Regions from separate parts of the Mus musculus genome. Here region 1 is linked to region 2. The links are chromatin contacts, found by POLR2A ChIA-PET in ENCODE. All regions are on one chromosome and are shown on one strand. The core of a region is the stretch at or near the end of the contact, and the rest is flanking DNA. Distances in the headings are between cores, read along the strand shown. Region 1 overlaps Ttll5 (tubulin tyrosine ligase-like family, member 5). Region 2 holds the start of Ttll5 (tubulin tyrosine ligase-like family, member 5).

The links. ChIA-PET counts read pairs that join two places held with the same protein, here RNA polymerase II (POLR2A).
Region 1: POLR2A ChIA-PET joins it to region 2 with 10 read pairs in Patski. The contact joins the enhancer-like site here to the promoter of Ttll5 in region 2. POLR2A ChIA-PET finds 5 or more read pairs at or near these places in 2 of 5 experiments (Patski and embryonic stem cell).

What each region holds. Positions count from the first base shown.
Region 1 is chr12:85,868,064-85,871,499 of GRCm38, reverse strand. All of the region lies in intron 9 of Ttll5 (tubulin tyrosine ligase-like family, member 5), which reads right to left. It overlaps Gm51990 (a long non-coding RNA gene), which reads left to right. Exons shown (of 2, transcript XR_003950216.1): 1 at 1-2,061. Among named protein-coding and RNA genes, the nearest start is that of Gm51990, 4.2 kb to the left of the region's middle. Within about 2 kb of position 1,786, at least 2 of the 3 ENCODE cell types and tissues checked have a DNase peak (open chromatin) inside an H3K27ac peak, as active enhancers do.
Region 2 is chr12:85,822,955-85,826,397 of GRCm38, reverse strand. Ttll5 (tubulin tyrosine ligase-like family, member 5) reads right to left here and starts at 1,478. Exons shown (of 34, transcript NM_001081423.3): 1 at 1,312-1,478. Erg28 (ergosterol biosynthesis 28) reads left to right here and starts at 1,505. Exons shown (of 5, transcript NM_021446.3): 1 at 1,505-1,927.

The DNA of each region.
Region 1 (3,436 bases), core at 537-3,036, 45 kb before region 2:
CTTTCTTAGATAATCTGAACTCTGGACTCTAAATTATTTTAGAGCTAACAGATAACAAAAGAACTATATGTCCATTTTTTAAAATCAATCTGAAAACAAATATAGATTATCCTTATTTTGAAAATGAAGTCTTAGGCGGCCCCGGCTTACAAGAGTTTAATCACAGACACGCTGGACAGCTGCTTTATGATGGTGTAGGAACTCTGCACTCTGAAGGAATTACACTTTCAGTTCTGGATGTTCATCTTCTCTCACTCTATCAATATCCACTGGTTCTGCCTTGTAACCCTGAGCAGTAGAACACGCTGTAGCCAGTCGCCCACACTGTCAGGAGGGCAACAACCAATACACAACAGTAACCGGATTGCAAAGCTAACATTCCTGGCATGTTCGGTGTGTTAAACGCATTTTCTGGGGCTGAAGAGATTAAGAGCTCAGCAATAAAGAACAATGGCTGTGCTTCCAGGGAACCTGGGTTCAATTCTCAGCACCCATGTGGCAGCTCACAACCACCTAGAACCCCGGACTTTTTTCTTCTTGCCTCTCCCAGCAATACATGCATGTAGTACACTTACGCACGCACAAGTAAAACATTTAATGTGCATGAAATAAAAATAGAAAAATCTTTTTAAAATGTACTTTCAACTGAGTGACTAGAGTCAGCCAGATCTTGCTAGGCAGACAAAGGGGAAGAGGGGCCATGACTAGGAAACAAAGATAGCAAACATGCAGCTCCGTCCTCCCTCATATTTCTGACCACACACAAAGGTCTTCAGGCTTTCCCTCCAGCCACTAGAGCCTGTGGAGCAGTTTGACAAGGTCCTACAGGTCCAAGGCCAGATCAGGACATGTTTACCCCCAAATTGTGGATCTATCAGCCTCTCTTCGTTCAAATGGGAAAACCCTAAACTCAGGGAGGAAGCGCCTTTGAAGACCCCTCAAAGACTGGGAAATCCCAGCTGCTGAGGAAAGGCCAGGCTTTGGCTTCCCAGTCTCTGTCCTGCAGGGACTTTCTCTGCATGTGCCTTGTTCTGGGCTCCCTCGCCCATAGCAAAAGCCTTTCTTTTAACCAGCTCACTCTGTGGTCTGTCTTGACATCTTTCCCTGCTGCTACTTGTTGCACTTGATATTTGAAGTGGTGTTTGTTTGTTTGTTTGTTTGTTTGTTTTTCTTGACTTTTAATTCTTTAACTGACAGAGGGAAAGGGGAAAAAACCCTACCAAGAGCCCTAAATGGTAAGAAAGTGATGACGGTGATGTTGGAACATGACTCAATGGCAAGCAAGACGGATCTGCGGTGGGAATTTATAAATAGTACTGCACAGTGCCCCTAAGCTGCTTGTTTCAAGACCTTTATCAATATAGAAGAAGCACAAGGGGGAAGCAAGCACAAAGTCAGTAAGATCTTACTAATGCTTCTCTCACGTACAAACTATGACGTGGCCTGAACACCTGACAGTGTATACTCTTACAGTCAGTCGGCATCACAGAGCCTAGGTATAGAAGAGTTAAGTACTCAATTTGGTAGGTATATCTTCTACATTCAGAACAAATGCACAAAGCAAGGAGACTGCAGTAGTAGCACCTGAGTCATCTTTAGCATGTAGAGCTTCCTGCGGAGAGGGGTCACGGGCAATGAGACTTCATCTCAGGCACTCTTGCCAGAAGCAAGAGTTTCATCCTAGCCTGACCTAGAAAAATCTGATGGAAGACAACAGGCGGCCTGAGCCGGAGAGCTCTGATCTGCTGTCAACCAGCTGCAGCAGGGAAACTGCCAAAACGCTGCAGTTACTGGGCAGCGCCCTGCAGAGTCTGGGAGGGGATTACCAGCCTGATCCTTGGTCCTCAGAGCCAGAAATGACTCAGACTTCACAAACAGCAAAGGCCTGCCAGGGAGAGTGACAGGCTAGGAAGGACTTCTCTCTGTCGCTGGTATCTCTTCCCCCTACTTGCTGCGGTGGCAGATTCTGGACAGTGTACAGCCTGTGAGGTAATCTGAATTCCTTGGCAATCACCAAGTACCTGAATTCTTTCAAAACCACAGGAATCTAGCACAGAAAAGGTAAATACCCCATGGAGTCAGTGTTAATTAGCAAGCAAAGCTACTGAGCAAGGGCCCAGAGTTAGGGGAGGGAAGAAAGGAATTACAAATGATCTGGGGTCTTTTCTGCCTTTCCACTGGGTAATACGGCTGGGAAGGGCTTTGCTAGAAGAGGCCTTTTCAAAGTCTTTTCCCACTTCTCTGACCTGGGTGCAGCCCTCAGAACCCCCCTGGGACACTTTCATGAGCTGAGGCTACCTTTCGTTGAGTCACTGACAACTCACGTGGTTTCCAACTCAATATCTTTTTAAAATAAATTCTTGTTTCAGTGCAAATTTGGCTATTAACTTTGTCTCAAAAGGGACTTTCTCAGCTCACTTACATCCAGATTGGATCCTCCAACAGTTGTATAATCCAGAACAAAGTCTCTTTGGATTCTATTTTTTGACACAAAAAATGGACCACCATCATTTTGGTGAGAACAATACCCTATCTCTGGAAACCCAATGTCTCCTTCCTAGAAGCAAAACAGCAACCTGCATGGAGACTGTACAGCAGCAACCTGCATGGGGACTGTACAGTAGCAACCTGCATGGGGACTGTACAGCAGCAACCTGCATGGGGACTGTACAGCAGCAACCTGCATGGGGACTGTACAGCAGCAACCTGCATGGGGACTGTACAGTAGCAACCTGCATGGGGACTGTACAGTAGCAACCTGCATGGGGACTGTACAGCAGCAACCTGCATGGGGACTGACTGTACAGCATCAACCTGCATGGGGACTGTACAGCAGCAACCTGCATGGGGACTGTACAGCAGCAACCTGCATGGGGACTGTACAGCAGCAACCTGCATGGGGACTGTACAGCAGCAACCTGCATGGGGACTGTACAGCAGCAACCTGCATGGGGACTGTACAGCAGCAACCTGCATGGGGACTGTACAGTAGCAACCTGCATGGGGACTGTACAGCAGCAACCTGCATGGGGACTGTACAGCAGCAACCTGCATGGGGACTGTACAGCAGCAACCTGCATGGGGACTGTACAGTAGCAACCTGCATGGGGACTGTACAGTAGCAACCTGCATGGGGACTGTACAGCAGCAACCTGCATGGGGACTGACTGTACAGCATCAACCTGCATGGGGACTGTACAGCAGCAACCTGCATGGGGACTGTACAGCAGCAACCTGCATGGGGACTGTACAGCAGCAACCTGCATGGGGACTGTACAGCAGCAACCTGCATGGGGACTGTACAGCAGCAACCTGCATGGGGACTGTACAGCAGCAACCTGCATGGGGACTGTACAGTAGCAACCTGCATGGGGACTGTACAGCAGCAACCTGCATGGGGACTGTACAGCAGCAACCTGCATGGGGACTGTACAGC
Region 2 (3,443 bases), core at 229-2,728:
TTGCATGATCTTTAAGATGAAAAGAAATATATTCCTGAGTATTTTCCAGTCTCTAGAAGCTTACCTTCTGCCACAGTGCACCTCACATATCACAAAAATCAAGAATTTTTTTTCTGTGTTTGTTTGTTTTTGTTTTTCAAGACAAGGTTTCTTTGTGTAGCCCTGGTTGTCCTGGAACTCACTTGTAGACCAGGCTGGCCTAGAGCTCAGAGATCTGCCTGCCTCTGCTGGGATTAAAAGGGTATGACACAAAATTTTTTTCAAACAGATACTGTCTCTGCTGTATCTAAAAAGCTGTTACTGAATTTGAGTCGTTTTATATAATAAAAGAGCAAGCACCAAAGGAGAGGCTTTAGGGCACTGATGTGGACAGTTGATAAGCCTATGTTTAGAAAATTCTTTGCTAAACAAATCTGACCAGGATCAAAATAAAAATCCAAGGTTCAAAACCCTTGCCAATATTTATACAGACTCTACCACAAGCAAACAGAATAAGCTGTTATGTTTCTAGGAAAACCAAATCACCCGAACTATTAATAAAAGGGTGGTGAAAATATTTCTCCTCAGCAGGGATCACATAAATGGCCGGGGAAAGGGGAAGTCAAATACTCTAATTATTGGTACTTTTTTTTTTAATCACACATTTTAATCCGGATATCAAGTAGACACATAAAATTAGGAAATCTCCAATTCCCAGGCTTCTAACTTCAAACACTTTCCATAGAGAAAAAGTTTCATGTTCGTTATAGAGAAAATAGAAACGTTTAGGGAAAACGCTTAACCTTAATGTCACTACTCAAAGATAATCAATTCGTGGCAATTCTCCAAGCTTTTGCTGGTCTGTGCATTGACTTATACAATAAGACTCTCAAAAACAAAGCAACTGCAGCAAGCAGCAACAGTGACTAACCCCGACCCTACACATCTTCAGCAGAAATGAGTAATACCAAACAACCTCAATGATTCTTTTCGGGTGATTCCTAAAGGAACTTCTCGACCTTACCCAAAAATGCTTGAGAGTCTTTTAAGTTAAAACCTTCAGGGATGCCCACCTTTCCTCGGCTCCCTGAAGAGTAGAACGAGATAAATGCTCAGGAAGTCCTTGCCCCTACAGGGACCAGCCGCCAGCTCCAGCCCAGCACACCCCAACCCCAGGCAGCTCCGCAGGCAAGGACGCGGCGACTCTGCCGCAGCGCTTCTGCCCAGCACGCCCGGAAGCCAACAGCTGCTCCGGAGCTCGGAGGGAAGCGCAGCGGCGCCCGCCTAACCCTGGAGCGCACCTCCCCGGAGCGCGCCGGCGCAGGCGTTTACCTGTCTCATCTTCTCACGGCTCGGGGCCGGCAGGCGGGGACCACGCTCTGCTTCACCTCCCTCCTCCTTCCCCAGCCCGAATCAACGCAGCCGCCGAAGGCTGCTTCCCCCGTTACTACAACAACCAACAAGCAACCGCCCGCTAAGAGCCACTGCGCAGGCGCCCGCCAGCGGCGCGAACAACGCTCGGCTGCGGGCGCTGACGGATGGCGTCACCACGGCGCGCTCAGACACCAGAGCCAACCCAGGCTGTCACCAGAAGGTTTCTTGGCTCCTTTTTCTCTCTGCGTTTTCCCCACCCCTAAAAGACTGACTCCAAACTCAGAGTTCCGCCACGCTCGACAGAAGGGTTTACCGCGTGAGCGGCGTAGCAGGAAGAGGCTCAGGCGGCGGCAACTGCTGATTGGCAGCAAAGGAGTTCACTCCCTATCGCCTGCTCGAACTGAGCCAGCGTAGCCAATCAGAACGAGGACTGACAAAAACAACCCAATCCTGGAGCTGGGCTGAGGGAGGGGGCGGGAACAAGTGGCCCAGGTGGACTTGGGACCGGAGCTGGCCTAGGGAGAGCTGGTTTGCGGATGCTGCTGATACTGCTGCAGTAGTACTGGATCGTCAGGTAGGAGAATTTGGAGTGGGATGTAGCACCCGAGTAAAACTATCTGCAAAATTTAGGAAAGTGGGGGTTGCCTGGAAAGCAACCGGAGGTGGTGGTGGAGGAGTCTAGAAACGATGTCCAAGAGGAGGTGCTAGGAAAATGGAGATTTGGTCAATTCTGGGGATGGGTGAGTGAACGGGCAGTCGTTATGAACCTAGCTCTGCAACGAGCTTTCACTTTTCCTCATGTATTATCGGGTAACCCTCGAGATAGAGGCTTATATCCCCATTTTACGGATGAGAAAACCGAGTCTCTAGAGTCTCACTGGCTTGTCTGAACCCCTCAGATATGAGTGGTGTAGCTAGGATAGGAGTCTGCCTCTATTGATTGTTAATTAGTATCGCATCCATGCTGACCTGGGCAAGGGTGTACCCCACCTCTCTCTCCACCTCATAACTCCAAGGGAATGGGTTTAAAGAATTGGTAGAGTCATACAGAAATGCTCTGGTGTGTTTTCATCAGCTCTGGGATTTCTAAGATCTGTGAAATAAATGGAGGGTGTAAGTTCTACGTTCTACTGAAAGGGAGTGTGTGCGGGGGCGGGCTGGGGGGATTTTTAAATAACCCAAGCTGGTGTTGAGAGGAGAAAGTAAAAAGAAGTAGATTGGCATATGCTGTAAGTGTCTGTGAAGATCAGCACACCCCAGCATCTCTAGACTGGGACAGTCCCCGTTTGAGACCTCTTTCCTCTGGGTCCACCCTTTCTCTCCTGGAGCCCTTTATAGTTGGTTTTTCGTCATCACTTCACTTGATGTCTATATACACTGGGTAGTAGGGAATCATACTGAAACATTACCACAGTGATAAGGGAAGCCTGATAGTTTCTTACAGCTTTCAGGCCAAAGCAGTTAGCCTGACAATAGGTAAATGAAGGGCCAATATGATGGTGGCTATGACAAATTGTCTCTGTGGGATCCCTTTAGAGCTGATGGAAATCACTACTCAGCGAGGCTTGAGCTAAACAAAAAGTACCGAACCTAGCTCTCTCTCCTACCAGCTTCCTCAAAAAATGGGAACTTTGCTGCACCTGGCCGCACCCACCTTTAATCCCAGCACTCAGGAGGAAGAGGCAGATGGATCTCTGTGAGTTCCAGGCCAGCCTGATCTATGTAGAGTTCCAGACTAGCCACATAGTAAGACCCTGTCTCTAAATAAATAAATAAGTAAATATTTTTTAAAAGATGAGAACTTTATCAAAACATTCTATGAGGGAGTATTGCAACAGAGTCCACAGACCCTGGCACTCAGCCACATATTAGCTATGTTACCTAAGCAAATCACTTAGCTCTTGGTTCTGATCCCCATCTGTAAAGTGGAAATACTAATAGTGCCTGCCTATCCTGATGTAGGGAGTGAGTGAAATAAGATGTTATATACTTGGGGCACATATAAGTGTAGGACACAAGTGTTCCGTAACTATAGCTAATGTACTTTTCTTGAAACCCAACATCAAGCTATGACAGGTCTTTTCCAAGTC